2 separate regions of the Homo sapiens genome follow, and region 1 is linked to region 2. A link is an interaction called in ENCODE POLR2A ChIA-PET data of the cell type or tissue named here. Cell type or tissue: A673. All regions are shown on one strand. Links, peaks and the distances in the headings refer to the core of each region. The heading gives the core; the rest is flanking DNA.

Evidence for each region. Peaks named below come from ENCODE experiments on the same cell type or tissue, not always from the same donor. Only the 100,000 strongest peaks of a DNase experiment are listed, where the experiment ranks them.
Region 1: POLR2A ChIA-PET joins it to region 2 with 11 read pairs; 6 of 35 experiments call an interaction of 5 or more read pairs at or near these places.

Annotation. Positions count from the first base shown.
Region 1 is chr11:46,336,973-46,341,359 of GRCh38, reverse strand. It overlaps a transcript of DGKZ not described here. Among named protein-coding and RNA genes, the nearest start is that of DGKZ, 8.3 kb to the left of the region's middle. RefSeq lists an enhancer at 1,492-2,221. In A673, for the core only: no CTCF peak of the experiment used is centred there; a DNase peak (open chromatin) is centred at 2,189; H3K27ac peaks cover 2,153 bases.
Region 2 is chr11:46,611,068-46,615,454 of GRCh38, reverse strand. All of the region lies in intron 2 of HARBI1 (harbinger transposase derived 1), which reads left to right. Among named protein-coding and RNA genes, the nearest start is that of HARBI1, 4.0 kb to the left of the region's middle. In A673, for the core only: no CTCF peak of the experiment used is centred there; no DNase peak of the experiment used is centred there.

The DNA.
Region 1 (4,387 bases), core at 325-4,324, 270 kb after region 2:
TGACTTTTTGTGCACTTAGTCTTGCTTCCTTACAAAATTCTTGAACCTTATGTTGCTCCTAGCTCAGTGCTGGGTACATGAGTTTGTGCTCAGTGACTTCCTATGGAAGTTGCCATGGGTTGAATACAGGTGTTCAGAAGGCTGGGCAGAGGGAGGGAGGGAGACTGGCTTCTTGTTTGCCTAAGTGGCCATGGTGAGACATGGAGAGTTTGGAGACAGAGCCTTGCTCTGTTGCCCTGGCTGGAGTGCAGTGGCATGATCTCAGCTCACTGCAACCTCCGCCTCTCAGGTTCAAGCGATTCTCCTGCCTCAGCCTCCTAAGTAGCTGGGATTACAAGTATGTCCCACCACACCTGGCAATTTTTGTATTTTTAGTAGAGACAGGGTTTCGCCATGTTGCCCAGGCTGGTCTCATACTCCTGGCCTCAAGTGATTGGCCCGCCCTGGCCTTCCAACATTCTGGGATTACAGGCGTGAGCCACCATGCCTGTCCTACAAGGATTTTGAAGTTTAAGTGCATGCCTCCCCATTAGCTATGCCTGTGATCTGGGCACCTGCTGAAGCCTTTGGGAGCAACCCAGAGCCTGGGATCACCTGCTGATCACTGGCCCCTGCTGAAGTGCTGGGCCTCTGCCCCCACAGAGGAGACAGATGTGTCTGAGCTGGGTTGCAGGTGCTGCTGGCTAGTGACAGATGGACATTTGACTAGGTTCCTTTTGGGTAGCTTCACGAAAGTCATGAGCAGGAGGAAACCTGGAGGAGGGGCTGGAGACCCTCTCCTGCTGAGGCAAGAGAGCTGCAGGCACAGCACTGGCGGCCCAGCAGCCAAAGGTGGTCCTTCAAACCACCATGTCTCTTGAAAGCTGTCCTTTGGCACCTCCCAATTTCCTGGATTGGAGGTGAGAGAGGAGCCTGCACAGCTCTCCCCTTAGTCTGGGTCAGCTGCATCTGCTCAAAAGTTTCCATCTGTCCCCACCCTGGACTACACCAAGCCCCCACGACACGGTCAGTGTGTCTCCTGCCTTCCAAGCCTCCCACTCACATCTGTAGGGTCATAAGCCCTGATTGCATAGCTACCTTTCAGCCCCCTTACTACCTATCCTATTACCACACCCAGAGATATGTACACTTTGTACAGAGCCAAAAGCAAGATCCTCAAGGATGAAAGTCTAGGCCTTTGCAAGCCTGACAGAGTAAAAAGGGCTTTGGAGAGAAACAGATCTCAGTCTGGATCCTGGCTCCACCAGTTACTGGCTCTGTGATCTCAACACATTGCTTAACTTCTGCCAACCTTAGCTCCTCATTTGTAAGCTGCGGCCCAGTGGCCTCCAAAGCACTGCCTACTCTGCAATCTCTGATTAGCCTTTTCCAGGCATCTATAGGCCGAGAGCCCTTGTCAGTCACACTGGAGCCCTGCAGAAGCCTAGAGTCCAGTCCCAGTTCCTTCCCCACCCTCTTTGTATGTCATTGAAGAGAGGTTTTCTCCAGTTGGTACTAACCCTTGTCCCTGGCACCCTGGACCTTGGAGGGGCCTTTCTGAAAACTCTGAAAGGCACCAACTGAGGCAAAAATGAGACTCCACTCCAGGCTTCCCCATGCTTGGCCCACAGGCCACCATCTCAGCAGGCCACCAAATAAGTTCTTCAAATGCCATTGATCAAACTGGCCTTCCCAGGTTCCCTCCAAAATGCCCAAGTGGCTGTGCCCCTTGGTGCGGGGACTGGGGGACATGGGCTGCTGGGGGCACGTCCCAAGCTCCTTGTGCCAAAATGAGGTCAGATAAGACCCTCTCCTGGGATCCCGATCCCTGCACGTTGGCCTCTGGGACAGTGTGGCACTGCCCTCTCTGGCCTTTGACTCACTGATCAGCAAGAACTGCAGGTCCCTGAGGGGAGGGAAGGAGTTCCGGGCTGGGCCTGGGCCCCGCCCTTTTCAAAGGAAAGAAAATTGATGGACCCCAGGCTTCCTCTGGCCGTGGTCCCCTCCCCCTGCTCAGCTCAGCTCTCTGCCCCTGGTTTTGCATTGTTAATTCAGGACAGAATGTGATCTCTGGCAGCTCCTTGCTTTATCCTGTTGCTATTTAAATTACAAATCGGCCCCATCTCCCTGTCACTCTTGGGTTATTTTTAGCTTCTGGTAAATAGCCGCAGGGAGAGTTGGATCAGGTGCCCCTCCCTTGAGGAGTCGTGGACCCGCAGCAGCGTGCCCACGGCAGGGGGCATCCTCATCTGCCAGTTGGTGCCCAGTCCCTGCCCCCAGCCCCTCTGCAGGGGTGGAGAAGGGGGAGGACCGTAGGCTGGGACATGCGCGCATGCTCAGCCTTGCTTTTAGTCTCTGTTAAACTTTACCACCCCTGGGTCCCACCACCATCTGTGGCTCGGGGCCAGCCTCCATCTCCACACCTTACAGGGCCTCTGGAACCCACGGAGGGGTCCAGCTACACAGGACAAAAGCTCTAACTTGTTTTACCCGTGCTCTGAGTCAGGAAGTTGACATCTGGTATCTTCTTGAATCTTCCCAGCCACATTCTTGATAAGGTATCATCGCTCGCATTTTCCGTGTGAGGAAACAGGGTCAGAAGTGAAAGCCTCTTACCCAACTAGGAAGGGGCAGGGCTGGAATTGGAGCCCAGGTCTCTCTGACCCAGAAGGATGCACGGGCATTGCATGACCTCTCTTGGTGGGATGCATGTGCCACGGAGCCCCCCGCCACCATGCTCAGGTTCATTCCGATGCCTCAGTTCTTGTTTCCCATGAGCTTGTCCTGTCCCATCTACTGGATCGGGGCCACATCCAGCCTGCTGCTTGTTTTTGTAGGGCCCAGGAGCTAAGAGTGCTTTTTTTTTTTTTTTTTTTTTTTTTTTTGAGATGGAGTTTTGCTCTGTTGCCCAGGCTGGAGTGCAGTGGCGCGATGTTGGCTTACTGCAACCTTTGCCTACCGGGTTCAAGCGATTCTCCTGCCTCAGCCTCCCGAGTATCTTGGGTAACAGGCACCCACCATCACGCCTGGCTAATTTTTGTATTTTTAGTAGAGGTGGGATTTAACCACGTTGGCCAGGCTGGCCTCGAACTCCTGAGCTAGGTGATCCACCTGCCTCAGCCTCCCAAAGTGCGGAGATTACAGGCGTGAGCCACCACGCCCGGCAAGAATGCTTTTTAAGTTTTTAAATGAGTGGGAAAAAGCAAAAGAATGGTATTGCGTTGCTGAAATTCTATGAAATGTTAAGTTCAGTGTCTATGAATAAAGTTTTAGCAGAACCCTGGCGCTTCTTCACTTACACGTTGTCTATGACTGCTTTTGCACCACAATGGCAGAGTCGAGTGCCCTGCAAAGCCTAAAGTATTTACTGTCTCACCCTGTATGGGGGTCACACTTTTGTTAAGGGAAGGGACTGTTTCCCATATTTCCATCTCAGGTAATGCTTGGCCCACACCCAGGACACCAGGTACAGGCACTGGTTCTTCCTAGAGGCCCTTCTGGGGCCAAAACAGAACTCAGCACAGGGAAGCCCTCCGCCAGCCACATCCCAGTGAGTCATCTCACATTGGACACCCCCTCCCTCCATTTTTTTTTTTGTTTGTTTGTTTCCTGCCCTGCCCTTTTCTCTTTTTCCTTCGGCTTCTTCACAGGCAAAACCAGTGGTTTCCAAACCTGCTCCACTGTCAAAATTACCTGGGAGAGGTTTTTAGCATGGAGGCGTCCAGGCCCAACCCTATACACCTGTAGCAAGACCTCTAGGGAGAGGGCTTTAGAATCCATTTTAAGGCTGGGCGCGGTGGCTTATGCCTGTAATCCCAGAACTTTGGGAGGCCGAGGTGGATGGATCACCTGAGGTCAGGAGTTTGAGAACAGCCTGGCCAACATGGCGAAACCCCGTCTCTACTAAAAATACAAAAATTAGCCCGGCGTGGTGGTGGGCGCCTGTAGTCCCAGCTACTTGGCAGGCTGAGGCAGGAGAATTGCTTGAACCCGGGAGGTGGCAGTTGCAGTGAACCAAGATCACGCCATTGCACTTCAGCCTGGGCGACAGAGTGAGACTCTGTCTCAAAAAAAAAAAAAAAAAAAAAAAAAAGAACCCATTTAAAAAGAGACCCCCAGGTGATCCAGTTTGGAAGCCACTGAGTTTAACTCTGGAATTGCAAATCCTGCATCTTTGAACTGATCTTTTTAGACCAAGCCCTGCATCCCTTGCCCCACTCTGGCTTTACCTAGCTGGAGCCTGCTCTCCCATGGTCTCTTGAGCCCAACCCTGATCATTTACGCTGAGAGTGACTTTTCCTTTCCCCCAGATGGAGATGCAAGATCTCAGGCACTACTGCCTTGCCCCCCACTTTTTTTAGAGACAGGATCTCACTCTATCTCCCAGCCTCGAGTGCAGTGGCGCAAT
Region 2 (4,387 bases), core at 287-4,286:
CCTGAGGTCAAGAGCTGGAGACCAGCCTGGCCAACATGGTGAAATCTTGTCTCTACTAAAAATACAAAAATTGGGCATGGTGGCAGGCGCCTGTAGTTCCAGCTACTCGGGAGGCTGAGGCAGGACAATCGCTTGAACCCAGAAGGCAGAGGTTGCAGTGAGCCGAGATGGCGCCATTGCACCCCCACCTGGGCAACAGAGCAAAAACTCCATCTCAAAAAAAAAAAAAGAAAGAAAGAAAAGGGACCGCACGTGTAGCTCATGCCTGTTATCCTAGCACTTTGGGAGGCCGAGGCAGGCAGATCACCTGAGGTTGGGAGTTTAAGACCAGCCTGACCAACATGGAGAAACCCCGTCTATACTAAAAATACAAAATTAGCCGGGCGTAGTAGCGCATGCCTGCAATCCCAGCTACTCGGGAGGCTGAGGCAGGAGAATCGCTTGAACCCGGGAGGCGGAGGTTGCGGTTAGCCAAGATCGCGCCAGTGCACTCTAGCCTGGGCAACAAGAGCAAAACTCCATCTCAAAAAAAAGAAAAAGAAAAATTATGTAGTGGAGTAGAATGAGATATGGCAGTCTGTAGAGCTGAGTCTCAGTCCTGTCAGTTTTTTATGAGACCTCAGGTGAGAATTTTCTTAGCCTTAATTTTTAAAAAATCAACATTTAATAGACATTATTAAAACTTTAAAGCATACTGTTAGAGCCAGCACAGTGGCACGTACTAGTACAACTGGTAATTGTAATTCCAACTATCTGGGAGGCTAAGGCAAGAGGATCACTTGAGCCTGGACCTTGAGACCAGCCTGAGCAAGATAGCAAGACCCTGTCTCCAAAACAATTAAACTTTTTTTTCTTATTTTATTTTTATTTTTTTTATTTTGTGTAGAGGCAGAGTCTCACTATGTTGACCAGACTAGTCTTGAGCTCCTGGCCTCAAGCTATCCTCCCATCTGAGCCTCCCAAAGCTCTGGGAATATGGCTGTAAGCCACCACACCAACGTAAAAAAAAATTATTATTATTATTATTATTGAGACAGAGTTTTGCTCTTTTTGCCCAGGCTGGAGTGCAATGGTGCGATCTTGGCTCACTGCAACCTCCGCCTCCCAGGTTCAAGCAATTCTGCCTCAGCCTCCTGAGTAGCTGGGATTATAGGCATGCGCCACTATGCCCAGCTAATTTTGTATTTTTAGTAGAGACGGGGTTTCACCATGTTGGTCAGGCTGCTCTCGAACTCCCAACCTCAGTTGATCTGCCCATCTCAGCCTCCCAAAGTGCTGGGATTACAGGCGTGAGCCACCATGCCCAGCCTATATATATATATATATTAATAAATGTATTTTATGTTATTTCACCCAGCTCTTCTACTCCTAAGAATTTATCTTACAGGTATATATTTATACATATGCAAAACAAAATTGCATACAAGAATTTTTATTGCAAACAATAGCTGCAGCAACAAAAACAACCTTATAAAAACAATCCTGTCTGGGTGCGGTGGCTCCTGCCCGTAATCCCAGCACTTTGGGAAGTCAAGGTGAGAGGGTCACTTGAATCCAGGAGCTCGAGATTAGCCTGGGCAACAAAGCGAGACAATGTCTCTCAGAAAAGTAATAATAATATAAATAAGCAAACAAATAAATGAAACAATCCCCTGAAATAAAGCCAAAATACTGCTGGGTGCGGTAGCTCACGACTGTAATCCCAGCACTGTGTGAGGCCATGGAGGGTGTATCACCTGAGGTCAGGCGTTCAAGACCAGCCTGTCCAACATAGTGAAACCCCGCCTCTACTGAAAATACAAAAATTATCAGGGCATGGTGGTGCGCGCCTATAATCCCAGCTACTTGGGAGGCTGAGGTAGGAGAATCGATTGAACCTGGGAGGTGGAGGTTGCAGTGAGCCAAGATCGTGCCACTGCACTCCAGCCTGGGCAACAGAGGGAGACTCTGTCTCAAAAAAAAAAAAAAAAAAAAAGCCAACATACTTATCAGGACTGTCCAGAATTGTTTAAGTATTGTACATCCATACAATTGAGCCTTAATTTTTATCTGGCTCTGCTAATCATCTGTAAAATGATTAATCTGACACCAACCACAGTAATATCTATTGTGGGGATTAGGTAATATATATGAAAGTTACCTATGAAGTATTGTATAGATATTCAAATGTGGCCAGTTGTGGTGGCTCACGCCTATAATCTCAGCACTTCAGGAGACCAAGGCGGTGGATCACCTGAGGTCAAGAGTTGGAGTTCAAAACCAGCCTGGCCGACATGGTCAAACCCCTTCTCTACTAAAAACACAAAATTTAGCTGGACATGGTGGCGCATGCCTGTAGTCCCATCTACTTGGGAAGCTGAGGCAGGAGAATTGCTTGAGCCTGGGAGGCAGAGGTTGCAGTGAGCTGAGATCACACTACTGCACTCCAGCCTGGGCGATGGAGCAAGACTCCATCTCAAAAAAAAAAAAAAAAAAAAAAAAAAATCCGGGTGTGGTGGCTCATGCCTATAATCCCAGCACTTTTGGAGGCCAAGGCAAGCGGATCACCTGATGTCAGGAGTTCAAGACCAGCCTGGCCAACGTGGTGAAACCCCTTATCTACTAAAAATACAAAAAATTAGCTGGGCGTGGTGGCAGGCACCTATAATCTCAGCTACTTGGGAGGCTGAGGCAGGCGAATTGCTTGAACCCGGGAGGCAGAGGTTGCAGTGAGTCGAGATCGCACCATTGCACTCCAGCCTGGGCAACAAGAACGAAACTCTGTCTCAAAAAAAAAAAAAAAAAATTATTTTTGCATTGTTGATTGTCACTGTGATATCTGCATAAAAATGATAGTAGACAATGCATGTACACAATTCTTATTGTAGCAACTCACTTCACAGATCTGCCCGAGTTCCATTGGAAAGACTGGCTTACTGTTATGAGTAGAACAAGAATCTATTCAACATTCAGCAGTGTGAACCAAGGTGACTGTACAGCTCTGAGGAGTGCAGTTAGCAGTGATAAAACCCTTGAATCCAGCAGCTTAGTTTTTTGTTTTTTGGGTTTGTTTTTTTTTTAATGTGCTACTTTTATATGAGCATCAGGACAAGGGTTATCTTGTATACAACATATAAGAGATGAAAGCTACGTTAAGGATTAGAAGACTTCTCTAACTTTTGTTTTTTTGAGATTGGGTCTTGTTATGTTGCCCAGGCTGGTCTCAAGCAATCCTCTGGCCTCAGCCCAGGCTCATAATACCAGTAGCTGGTATCACAGACATACACCACCACACCCAGCTAATCACTACCACTAATCATATCTGCACTGCACATGCTCATTGCACAGTGCTTGTTGTGAGTTGATGCTCAGGAAATACTTCTCTTTAACATGTTTACTAGCACTTTAAAGAGAAACCTCCTGTGTTCCAAGTGGGCAAAGACTACACTGATGGGTGTAGAGCTGCCAGGGTACCACGTGTAATATCCTGGAGCTTACTGAGTTTCTTGATTGTTGCTTCTCCGTACTATTTTTAGTGCACCACCTTCTTGCTACTCTACTGGACCTTTATCTTAAACACACCTTTTGCCTATTTTGAGCTTTCAAATTTTATTTTCATACAACTCACACCAAGAAGTGTGGGAAAGTAGATTTTGCAATTGTTTCATCTGGCCATTTCTTCTGTAGCTGTGGGAGTACTTGGGTTCCAAGCTGATTTCTTATGAATCTCTTCACTTTGGTTCCCCCCACCTTTTTTTTTTTTTTGTCACGGGGTCTCACTCTGTCACCCAGGCTGGAGTGCAGTGGTGTGATTATGACTCACTGCAGCCTTGACCTCCTGGGCTCAATTGATCCTCCTACCTCAGCCTACCGAGTAGCTGGGACTACAGATGCACACCACCATGCTGGGCTAATTTTTGTATTTTTGGTAAAGCTGGCGTTTTGTCATGCTGCCCAGGCTGGTCTCGAACCCCTAGGCTCAAGCAGTTAGCCCACCTTGTACTCCCAAATTGCTGGAATTACAGGCATGAGCTACTGCACCCTGCCCGGTTCCCTAACTATTAAGCCAGCTAAAACTTAGCCCTTAAAATTTGACAGGCAATATTGTAAGCATTTTGCATCAATTATATCACTTAATGCTTATAAAAACTCTTTAAGAGTTAAATAATAGCCGGGCACGGTGGCTCACGCCTGTAATCCCAGCACTTTGGGAGGCCGAGGTGGGCGGATCACGAGGTCAGGAGATCCAGACCATCCTGGCTAACACAGTGAAACCTCATCTCTACTAAAAATACAAAACATAAGCCAGGCGTGGTGGCAGGCGCCTGTAGTCCCAGCTACTCCGGAGGCTGAGGCAGGAGAATGGCGTGAACCCGGGAGGTGGAGTTTGCAGTGAGCCGAGATCACG